Regions from separate parts of the Mus musculus genome. Here regions 2 and 3 are each linked to region 1. The links are chromatin loops, found by intact Hi-C in ENCODE. Cell type or tissue: left cerebral cortex. All regions are shown on one strand.

Region 1 (4,000 bases):
GGACAATTTCCCCTCTCCTCTATAGATCTGTGCTCATCCTTATATCTATAATGAGATGTGAAGAGTAGGCATGTCCATTCAAATAATGGTAATTATCTAAATTTAAGTATACTGTGATGTTGAATAAAATGTTACAATTGACAAGTAGTAAAAGAGAACTTTTTCTCTCCTCTGCCTTGCTTAAAAAGTATGTGAAATATTTCTTAAAATTTTATATCTGTTTAGCTCCCAAGAAAAACAAGAGGGTTCCAGGATCTTAATTTAGTTTTTATTCCCACATTAAAAGATGAAAGGAAGGAGGAGAGAGAGGAAGGAAGGAAGGAAGGAAGGAAGGAAGGAAGGAAGGAAGGAAGGAAGGAAGGAAGGAAGGAACTAAGCAAGTAAGATTAAAATGTAAATGTTCAAGTGTGTAGTCTGCAAGATCAGGGCTGGCCTATGTGATAGCTTTGTCCAGTCCCTTTAAATCTATCTGCCTTTCCCCTGCCTCCTTCATTTCTGTTGAGAAGCTGAATTGGGGCTTATCTTGTTTTGAGCACCTGGGAAGATGGAAGATAATTCCATTCTGACCACCTTCTTCAAAATGCTCTCTGCACAGATGTGGTTTTTCAGAAAGTGTTTATACCATCATTTACAAAAAATAATCATGGCAAGCTGTAGATGAGGAACTACAGTCAATATTCAGAGATAGAACCCTAGAGTCAGGGAAAGCTAAAGTCAGTAGTAGAGAATGCTCAACGTCTGGAATCTTAAACTGCAAACTTAAAGAGGATTTTACTTCAAGAATTGGTAACTACTTCTAAAAAACAAAGTCAGTTATTAAATCCCATAATTAATACAACTGAAGTAATCACAGGGTGATTTAGGGTAAATTTTTCTATTTATTTCTGTGACTTATGATAGTAGTATTTGGAAACCAGAACACTTCATTAAAAAAAAATGCACTAATACAACACTCATTTCTTTTTGTCCTTTCTCGTTTTTTACATTTATCATATGAAAAAGAAATTGCCTAAGGCAGTGGTTTGCAAACCACAGCAGTGATAGGACTCCCTGGAGCATTTGCTACAACCCAGATTTCTAAACATCACCTAGATTCTAGAATGCACAATTCCATTTCTGACAAATCTTCAGAAAGTGCTTGAGGCAGAACCCATCGAAGGCCCTCCGGCCGAGTACCTTTGTCTTGGGGAAATCCCCATAATTGCTCCGTGATTTGGTTTGGGCACCGTCATATCCTTTAATGATTTTATTAAGGGGTTGGTTTAAAACAATCTCATATAATTTTTTTAAAGCTATCCTGCTTAATTAAATATTTATTAACTTTTCGGAAAGGCTCTTTTGTTCTTAAGACCTCCTCAATACGGTACTTTAAGATAAAGATTGAGAGGTTAGGCAGATGACTCAGTGATCAAGAGCACCTACGGCTGTTTCACAGGACCACAGTTCTATTCGCAGTATCTACTCAAGAAGCTCACAGTCACCTGTAGCAGTTCTTGGACATCTGATGCCCTCTCCTGGCCTCTGCAGGCATCTGCACACACAGTTAGATACATATACAGATAAATGAATATAAATCAACAAACCTTCTTAAAAGAGGTTTAATTTTCTTTTCTCCAGTCTTCTTTGCCCCACCTCTGGGTCTCTGTTAGGGATTGAACAGTTAGCTTACTGAACAGTAGACAATCACTCTCCACTGAGCTCTAATGCCATCTCCAAAGTGATATTTGATTGTGTCATTGTTCCAACATATCCTTTGCCCTCCCAGGATGAGCACTGTTCTAAAATTGTTCATTCTTAGGAAATTTGCAGAGAAGACTGTGTGTATTTCACACTGTATTTGTTTGGGCTGCTTCAGATCGTAGATACTAATTTTTTTTAATTTTTTTTTTTTACTGAAAGTGGTAACATTATAGGCTGATATCCCAATGTAAAAACCCTTCATTCACAGACTCTGCCCTCCACAGTTTTGAACCTGGTAGAATCAGAGAGAAACCTTCGAGTTCATTAGTTCACCAAAGACTAAAATAGGAGAAAACCAACCAAGCAAGCAAACTTCACTGTCATTATATCATAGTAAACATCTGCTTTTGTTTTTTGATTACTTTAGTTTAGTTATAAATGTGTGCTGAAGGGGGAACAGAGGGTAGAAGGGTGCATCTTAATTCAGCCAATAGTAGATATGCTGCCATTCCCTGTTCAAATGGAGAAAGTATAGTTATCTCTCCCCTTATTCTATGTTCCCCTTCCTTATAAGCATACTAACTGGTGGCTTTGATTAAACTTTTAAATAACTAGCCACTTCTTTGTATTGTCTCCATTAAACAAAGTTTCAGTTCATAGTGAAAACCAACAAGCATCACTTCTTGAAGCCTATCTTCATCTTACCCACTCTTCATCCCAGTGAACTCAACTGCCTATCTGGCAGTCTCTGGAGTCAGATAGGATCATCCGGCCTTCTCCAACTTTTCCCACCACTGATAAGTTTCCATTTTGTCTGTGGATGTGATTGTGCCCTACGATTATACTCTGGTCCCATCAAAGCTTTCCTCACTAATCCTTCCTAATGAAGTTCCACCAGGCAAGCAATTTGGGTCACCATTAGAAAAAGCTGGTGTAGTACCATCTTCCTCCTGGGGAACTTGTGTGACTCCAGAGAGTATGCTGAAAAGAAAACACCTTCTTGAGGAAGTACAGTCTCACCACCAAGACATTGCACTGCATTCTATTAAGTGTGGGTGGAATTGTGAAAGAGACAAATGCCTTTGCCTTTCAGCATCCCTGATTATTTTAGAAATATCCTGATAGGGCTTTTAACATTATCTTAATCCTCTTTCACACTTCTTAATCACCCAGACCTCCCTTAAGAAACTGTCAGGAAAGTCCAACTGCAGAGCTTCACATAGAGATTAGGGATGTGGATAGGGTCACCTTAAATTTCAGGGGTCCAAGAGTTAGTGAAGATAACATGCTTTGATATTGCAAGAGTAAACATGCTTCAATGACTGAAACAAATTTATAACTGAACTTGGTGACATTGGATTCTGAATCCCTTCGGCTTGTCAGCTGAGTTTTACTTTTTAGGAAAATTAGATCAGAGGATATCCTCTCTCCGGCAGTCTTTTCTTTTGAGATGACTTTGTTACTTGTGACAATCCGCAGCCTTCAGGAACATATGACCTTTTTTTCCTTCTCCTAGATGTAAGAAAGTACCCCAAGGAAAGGCTCAGACCATTTGTTCAAAGTGAAAATGAATGTCTGAAAATTAAGCACAACCGAAGGTGTGATCTATTTCTTTGTCCACTTGGGACTGTCTAGTCTAACGGCAGTTATAATTTGATTGAGTTTGACTGCTGTTCTTTTCTAAGACAGAATTAGCCAAAGCCAGAATGCCTCCTCATAAGCGAACACAGCCTTTGAATAGAGAACAAACAGCAACTGCTGGAGGGGTAAAATACCCCTTGTCCCCCACCCAAATAATTTACCAAGTTTCTTTCTTTAGTGTCCCCCACCCAAATAATTTACCAAGTTTCTTTCTTTAGTGTCCCCCACCCAAATAATTTACCAAGTTTCTTTCTTTAGGGTAACGAGAATGTGAATCAAACAGATAATAACCTGATAGCCAATGTCTTCAACTTTTTACCGTGAGAGGTTAGGTACAGCATCAAAAAGCCAAATTTGCATAAGTATTATAAGCATATTGTGCCTATTTTTCCATTCTGCTCACTGCGTCTCATTAATTCGAGTCAGACAGTACAGGCTCCACAGCCCGTGCGTCTGCTCCTCTGCACCCCTTCTGCTGCAGCTCTGTCCCCAGATGGTCAAAAACCCATCTTCAGAGCTCACGTCTAGTCTAGTGAGTCAGAAAACAGATAAACCCCTGTCTTCCATGGAAGAGAGTTTTGAAGAAAGGTAAGGGATGTTTAATTTGTCATGTATTTCACAGTGTTTAAATGACAAACAGAGATCGATGCCGCTGAATATTTCCACGTGTTAGTCTTGA
Region 2 (4,000 bases), 150 kb after region 1:
ATCGTCTAATTATAGATGATGGGAGCTGAACCCTTGTCCTCTGAAGGACAGGGGATGTTCTTAACCATTAACTCATCTCTGTAAACTTAGCTTTGCCACTTTGCCTTTAGGTAGAAATTAGTATTACAAGATACATCGTGTGATTGATTCTACAAAGGTTATTCAGGATACTTGTATGTCTAGAGCTTTGTGAATCGCCATGAATGAACATACACAGTGTATTTCAGGATTATTTTTATTTGTTCCAAAGGAGCTCTAAAAATTCATGAATTAGGAGGATTTGGAGAAGGACAGCTCAAAGAGTCAGCTTTTTCCCAAATTTGTCTGGGAGGAAAATGAGTCAGCTGCATGTCAGGGCAGCACTAAAGCATACATCTGTGAAATTCTGAAATCTTGGCTGAAAATGAGTATCAGACACCATTGTCAATAGATTTCTGACATACTCTCCCAGGGACCTTGCCTCTCATAGTAATGGAGGTTTTATAGAGTCTCATGAATATAAGTAGGCATTACTTCATTAAATTTGATATTCAATTTTTGTACAAAAGTTTAGGTAAATGTGCCTCCCCCTTGGTTGATTAGCATTCATACATTTATAGTTTTTGCTTTATTTTTATAATCTCTCTTTTTTTTATTTGTTCATTTTTTTTAATTAGGTATTTTTTTCATTAACATTTCCAATGTTATCCCAAAAGTCCCCCACATCCTCCCTCACCCCCACCCCCACCCACCCACTCCCACTTGTTGGCCATCTTCTGATACATATGCAGCTAGAAACATGGCTCTGGGGGGGGGGTACTAGATAGTTCATATTGTTGTTCCACCTATAGGGTTGCAGATCCCCCCAACTCCTTGGTTACTTTCTCTAGCTCCTCCATTGGGGGCCCTGTGATCCATCCAATAGCTGACTGTGAGCATCCACTTCTGTGTTTGCTAGGCCCCAGCATAGTCTCACAAGAGACAGCTATATCTGCGTCCTTTCTGCAAAATGTTGCTAGTGTATGGAATGGTGTCAGAGTTTGAAAGGTGATTATGGGATGAATCCCAGGATATGGCAGTCTCTAGATGGTCCATCCTTTTGTCTCAGCTCCAAACTTTGTCTCTGTATCTCCTTCCATGGGTGTCTCTAGCTGCATATGTATCAGAAGATAGCCTAGTCGGCCATCAGTGGAAAAAGAGGCCCATTGGTCGTGCAAAGTTTATATGCCTCAGTACATTTCTAGTTTTGTGGCATAATTTTATTGTCTTCTCACTCAGAAATTTCATGTAGAGAAAAATAACATTATTGATTTATATGACAGGATGCAACAAGCATAGATAAACACACAGATTAATAGAGAAGAATAGTTAAGGAGATATTTAAGCTGTAAAATGAGTGAAAAAATAAGGATAGCTATGTAGACTTATGGAGAAAGGGATTTAAACTATGCTACATGTCTTCTTATGTAATTAGTTATCCTGACAAAAGACAAAATATAGTTACTACACAAGGCTGTGAGTGAGAGCATATGGATTTTGGATAATGTATGCACTCGGATGCCTTTTTTGCTCTGCCAGGATGGAGTTGCATCTTTTGTTTCTGGACTCAGCTTCACAGCCAGCAGAATCACACTTGCGCCATTACTGAAGAGGAATTATTCAGTTTCATTTTGTTAGAGGCACAACAGGAGGAGCCTTTATCTCCGTGTCAGACTCTTCAGAGCTTATCACTGTATGCCCATTGTGATTCTTTACAAATAACAAGTGTAGACAGAGTTCAGAAAAGACATTGAGGTCACTGAGGGAGATCAACAAATAAAGTTAAAGGCTCTGGGGTTGGAAAGATGGCTTGGCAGTGAAAAGCACATGTAAAGAATCACATTTGGCTCCTAGGACCCATAGGATGGTTCACAACCATTTGCAACTCCAGTTCAAAGAGATTAAATGCCCTCTCCTGCCTGCTGCAGACACTAGGCACACATGTGGCACACACATATTTATGCATCCATATACATTATATGCATTATATACATTCATATAAATTCATGTACACATATACATTAAATAAATATAAAACTTTTAAACAGTAAGAAGAATTAAAATGTTTATAATGTTTTTAAAATCCTAAGCAATGCTATCAGTTTAAGGTCACGATAATAAGCAACTATTCTATAAGGCAATGATAATTAATATTAAATACTGATAGCCAATTCTAACCATCTTAAAACTGGAAACTACTACAGCCTTTTCTTTTTGTTTTGCAATTGAGAAAACAGAGCCAGAAAACTGCAAATGAACTTCATTACTGTCTATGTTCATCTGTCTACTATATAAAGTTTGAGATTTCCTACAAGGTTTTGTTGAAGGAATCATTTTGATGTGAACATCTTATTTGGTAATTGTAAGATTGAATCATTATTTTACTTGCCTAGATGGTTTGTTGCTTTTTGTGGCTAAATCATCTTCCATGCTGTCTGTTAACATAGTTCTTAGTTAATTTTGAGGTCTTGTGTGATGTTGACAGGGCAGCACAACTAAACATATTGCAAACATAGACGTAGTCATTTTTGTTTATAAGCATATCGAAGTGTGAAATATTAAAAAGGAACCCACGATACACCTTTAGGACACCAACAGGCCAGCCTGTTCTCATCTCCTAGAGACTCCCTGACCTGGAGCTCTGAAATCTCTGCTCAGTAAACTCCCACTGGCAGGCCGCTATCGCTCTCTCTCTCTCAAGCAAATGAGTAACTAAAATGACAAAAAATAATAATAGAACAAGACAAATGGAAAACAAAGAAAGAGCATGTAAAATGTATACACATAGACATACACACATATATATACTCACACATGCACACACACAAACAAAAACCTTTGAAATCACAAAAGTTGGAAGCCATAATATACAATACAAACACGAATCAAATATAAAATGCCCAAACAAGGCAATATGAGACAGAGATCTTCAAAAAAAAAACTTTTGGATTCTTTCATGTTGAACATCTACTGCTAGGTGGGCAGCATGCCCTTGAGTACTGTTGTACATCCAGGGAGAATCCCTTGGACAAACTAATTTTTTCTTTTCTTTGAGAGTGGTTGTCAATTGGAGATAGCTTCTTTAGTAATAGACAGAATTTCATGTTTGTTTCCGTGGAACATATTCCAGTTTGAAATTTTACAGGCCCTCTGTGTGCTGTCACAAATGATGAGTCTATATGTATGTCAGCTCTGCTGGGTTGGTACCATAAGTGCCCTCTAGATCTTAAAAATATCTTGGAGAACCCACATGAAGACAAAACTGCACATCTGTTACGTCCTTGCTGAGAGGCCTACCTCCAGCCTCTGTATGATTTTTGGTTCGAGGTTCTGTTTCTGAGACCCCCTAAGGTTCAGGTTACTTGGCTCTGTTGGTTTTCCTGTGCAGTTCCTACCTCCTTTGGGGGATCTATCCCAAAAGCTGTTGCCTACCCATGAGATATGATCTTCTAGCCGGGCTTCTTTGTCAGTGGGAAAGGAAGTGCCTAGCCTAGAAGGAACTTGAATTGCCAGGGTTGGAGGGATTTCCAGTGGTCATCACCTGCTCTGAGGAGAAGGGGAAGGAAAATGATGGAAGGATTGGGGGTGAACAAGAGTGCCTGGGATGGAGTAAGTGGGCAGGATAATACCCACTCCCATCGCCTGGCCCTCACATTACCCTGTATTGGGGCACATCATTTATATTCTTAATGGTCAAAATAAAACTAAAGAAAATTTAATCACATTTGCCTAAAATAATTTTAATCTTGATTAACATTTTTCTTGCTAATTTTGACATTTTCCTAAAGACAAAACAATAAAATGTGATATTTATTTTAACCCCCCCCCCAAAAAAAAATAAAGTGAACAAGTAAAAATAAATAAATACAACTTAATTTAGAAAAAGAAGAACACATGCTCTTGGATCCTCTTCCACATAGCTCCTTGAGTCCTGTGGAGAGAAATTTGATGAACACAACCCATATAGGATTGAGTGTTTTAA
Region 3 (4,000 bases), 200 kb after region 1:
GAAAACCCAACTAGAATAGCATTCTCTCAGAAATGTCTCTGTACATGTTTGGTTTGTCGATTTCAGAAAGTGGCACAGCAGAATTCAATAATAAAATGTTATCAGTTATACAAGGTCAGACTTTCCATTTTCACAAGGACCTGGCTATGCCAGTAAGGATCAGACCTATAGGTAAAGTGATCAATAATTTGACAGAGAACCACTCACTCAACAGGTTGTGCAATACAACTATGTTAAGGATCTTTATGAAATGTAGACTGTTCCTTGAGAACTGTCAGCAAATTCTTGGTATAAGGAAGTTTTCAGTATGTTAAAAACCTCCAAAGCATAATAGGCAGAAAACAACTATTCTCTCATCTTGTCCTCCAAATAGTTAAGAACAGAACTTTTGATTTTGGAATAGATAAATTTTGCTTTCCTGTTCTTATTATACTCTCACATAATGAAATTATGTGCTGCTGTCATACTGGGTGATCTGCATCAGAAAGTTTCTTCCTTTATTCCCGATATCAAGATCACCAAGAGAAACAAAATTTGTTCTTTAATTCCTTTTTGGAGCTTGAATAAATCAGTAATTATTGTTTTCATTAACTTTTCATATTTTAGATAGTTTCTCATATTGGAAGGTTGAGACAAATGAGGACATTTTGTTGTGTTGGTTCACGTATCTGTCAACCTAAAACATTGTACCTAACATAATTCTGGAATTATAGAGAGAGTAAGAAAGAGAGAGAGAGAGGGAGAGAGAGAGACAGAGAGAGAGAGAGAGAGAGAGAGAGAGAGACAGAGACAGAGAGACAGAGAGACAGAGAGACAGAGACAGAGACAGAGAGACAGGGACAGAGAGACAGAGAGAGACAGAGAGACAGAGAGACACAGAGAGCAAGAGACAGAGAGAGAGAGACAGAGAGAGAATTACCACTGAATGAGTAATTGGATCAAAAATTACAGAATTCAGAGGATAAGACTATAGTTTATAGCTTTCAAACTCAAATATAATTTATTATCTTTATTCTTTCACATGTGAACACTTTTAGTGTCAATCACATTTTGTTTGATATTTGTTTATAATTATTAACAATCTTGTCATTTTCAAATCTATACCTTCAATACCTAGGTCATTTATTAGCCATTATTCCTGTTCTAAAAATAATAAAAAACTTAAAATCACAGAAGTTTCTTGCTCAAATCACTTAAAGATCATAGAAAAGTTTTAAGTAAAGAGAAAATAACGAATAAATATTGGGAGATATCCCACTTCTTGAGGAATGTTTACTGTCAGGTCTACTAATAATGATAACACTAACAATGCAGAGGAACGCAATGTATTTTTTCACATTCTAGATTGAACTGAACTTTATATTATTTTTCCTTTTATTGAAAATAGTTTTCATTCTCATATACTATACCCTGATTATGGTTTTCCCCTCCCTCCTCTCTTCCTTATTCCTCTCCGTTTTCTCTCCCAACCAAATCAACTTCCTCTCTGTCTGCACATTTAAAAACGTTGCAGATGGATACGCTTTTGTCTTCATCTTGCACATGACAAGTTTGTTCATAAAGAAGAAGAGAAGAAGCTCCCCAGCACTTAGGTAAAACTATTCTAATAGTAAGAAGAGGGAAAGGAAAACAGGTATATGCAAAGCCATTCCTTAACCTAACATTTATTGCATTTTTGACATGGTGGCACATGTGTTCACCTCATCAAATATATGTTCAATTATTCCACCCAGTGTTTTGGGAAATATATTAACATCGTTTTGAGCATCATCGACAAAAATCTGTGGGGCTTCATGCCATTTCTTGCTCAAGGTGTTTGAAGCCATATCAAAAGTGAACTGGTGTGAATCTGCAGCCCGGATTTGAATTCTCTTAAGTCACCACATGACATCCTTCCATGTGGTATATTTCATATTAGTCGAGGTCACTGGCTTGGAAAGGGACCTACTAAACTTGAAAGTAGGTCCAGATTTCCTTTATTAGTAGGTCTAGGAGGGAGAGAGTTAGATAAGACATGAGTGGAAGCAATTGTAAAATGCACCATCATTTTTGTGAATAGCTTTTATTATGGTACTTCAAAGGACTCAAAATAGCTTATTTGTAGTCTAAAAATATTGCCTTTTTTTTCTTTTTTTCTCTCCACCACCCCGAATACCATATGTTTGCTTATAACATTTTAGGCACAGCCAGGAAGAAAAGCAGCGTTTCCTTCAGAAGCTCTAATTTGAAGCCAGCAGTGAGAAAACAGTTACAGTGAGTCCTAAGCGACTGAAGACAGAATGTGTAAATGAAACGCTGGGCGAGTAACCAGTAAATGCTTAATTATCTGGGGAAACTGGGGTGAAGTTTCAGGACAGTCCAAGCTTTGCTTCTGGCAAGCTTGAGTATGAAAAACGACCTGCTTAAAAATAAACCAACTTAATTCATTGACCCTCTTTTTCTTCTTCTACTTCTTCTTCTTCTCCTTCTTAAAACTAAGACCATCTTTCTTCATTGGATACAAATAAGATTTGTCTCAGTGGAACCTGTAAAAAGGAGCAGAGTAAAAAATACCCCTGAGGGGTGGGGACCATGTAATGAATGGCTCCCTTTTAGAAAAATCAAGATAATAATGGAGTCTTCATGGAATGCTGAAACAGAATTGAAGCAGTTTAATGCCTTCAGAGTCAAAGTGATAAATTACAAACACACGGGGCACAGAGTCTCTTTTTAATCAGGATTGCATAGGTTAACATAGTACAGACAGGATCAGCTTCATGTATGCCTTTGAAAAGGAATATTTAGAGATTTTCAAGCAGGCCAAACTTGCTGGACTATGCATAAAAGGCTAGGAATGACTCCTTATTTCACATTCATTGGTATTTACTCTCTGTCCATATGCTAAATCATGCTCTAGATACTCATGGTGAGGCATTGTGCCTAACCAATACCGATTGCACATTAAATTTATATCATATAATTAGAAGATATTAAATTAGAAGATGGTCTATATAGTAGAGTAACACAACACAGTGCACGCGCATGCGTGCACACACACACACACACACACACACGCGTGTGCACGCGCACACACACACACGAAACAGGAAATAGAGCTCATTTTATAGCAATGAACTGGTTTTCTATATACATACATTTGTGTTTTTAGAAAAAGGAAAACAGGGTATTTTCTTAAAGTCCTCAGAGAAAGAGTTCTAAAAATGTGATGGCAGTATAACAAGTGGCAGTTTGTGCTTAGGAAAACTGCTAATAAGGTTTTGCCCAAATACCAAAGCAGTTGGTATTTTGTTATGATGCAGGCCTGAATATAAAAGTTCATGAATGGGGACTGAGCAAGAATGTGTTTCAGGCCAGCCAAGCCTCAATAGCAACTTCACAAGTAGATAATTTCTCTCAAATAGACAATTCCAAGTAATTTATTTATATAATCAATAGTGATTAGAAGAAATAATGTCGTTTGTGGTTCCAACATTATATAGTTATCAAAGACGTCTATGAATGAGTAAAGTAAGACATAAAAATCTTAACAAGGAGAGATGCTTTTTTTACAAGGCGGATGTTTTCTCGCATCCAGGAGCCATGATGTATTACTCAAAACAGTGATATAAGTCACTCTGTGCATAGCAAACTAGAAAACTAGTCGTGGCCATCATAAGTAATGAACACCCAGTCCTGCTTTGTGCTACTTTTACAACTTTCTTTGAAACCCTGAAATGGCTGTTGATGTCCTTGGTATATACAAAAAACAAATAAAAACTCTAAAAAATATATTTTCAAATGTTTTAGAACCATAGACATAAAATCTGTGGTTCCTATTATTATCTCTTTAGTTTCAAACTATAACTAATTGCAAATCAGGAAACTGTATAGAAGGATTAAAAGGAGGCAAAAAATCTGGGACCAGGCTGTGGAGAAAATAGAAACTAGGTGCTCTAAAGATGTCAATAATCACATTTCAATTATTGTTGCCTTTCAAATAAGTAATACATGCATATTTATT

The links. Hi-C counts contacts between places; a loop is a spot of excess contacts. Peaks named below come from ENCODE experiments on the same cell type or tissue, not always from the same donor. Only the 100,000 strongest peaks of a DNase experiment are listed, where the experiment ranks them.
Region 2: a loop joins it to region 1, with 2.7 times the contacts of the local background. A loop is called at or near these places in 2 of 42 quality-filtered maps.
Region 3: it touches region 1 in a loop (2.8-fold over the local background); 2 of 42 quality-filtered maps call a loop at or near these places.

What each region holds. Positions count from the first base shown.
Region 1 is chr8:99,417,421-99,421,420 of GRCm38, reverse strand. The region is part of intron 1 of A330008L17Rik (RIKEN cDNA A330008L17 gene); the gene reads right to left. It also overlaps a transcript of Cdh8 not described here. Among named protein-coding and RNA genes, the nearest start is that of A330008L17Rik, 2.7 kb to the right of the region's middle. In left cerebral cortex, CTCF peaks have their summits at 1,525 (motif pointing left) and 2,603; DNase peaks (open chromatin) are centred at 1,496 and 3,832; H3K4me3 peaks cover 531 bases; H3K27ac peaks cover 207 bases.
Region 2 is chr8:99,264,900-99,268,899 of GRCm38, reverse strand. All of the region lies in intron 3 of Cdh8 (cadherin 8), which reads left to right. Among named protein-coding and RNA genes, the nearest start is that of Cdh8, 150 kb to the left of the region's middle. In left cerebral cortex, no CTCF peak of the experiment used is centred here; DNase peaks (open chromatin) are centred at 249 and 1,561; H3K27ac peaks cover 841 bases.
Region 3 is chr8:99,222,130-99,226,129 of GRCm38, reverse strand. The region is part of intron 4 of Cdh8 (cadherin 8); the gene reads left to right. Among named protein-coding and RNA genes, the nearest start is that of Gm24693, 150 kb to the right of the region's middle. In left cerebral cortex, no CTCF peak of the experiment used is centred here; a DNase peak (open chromatin) is centred at 2,187; H3K27ac peaks cover 252 bases.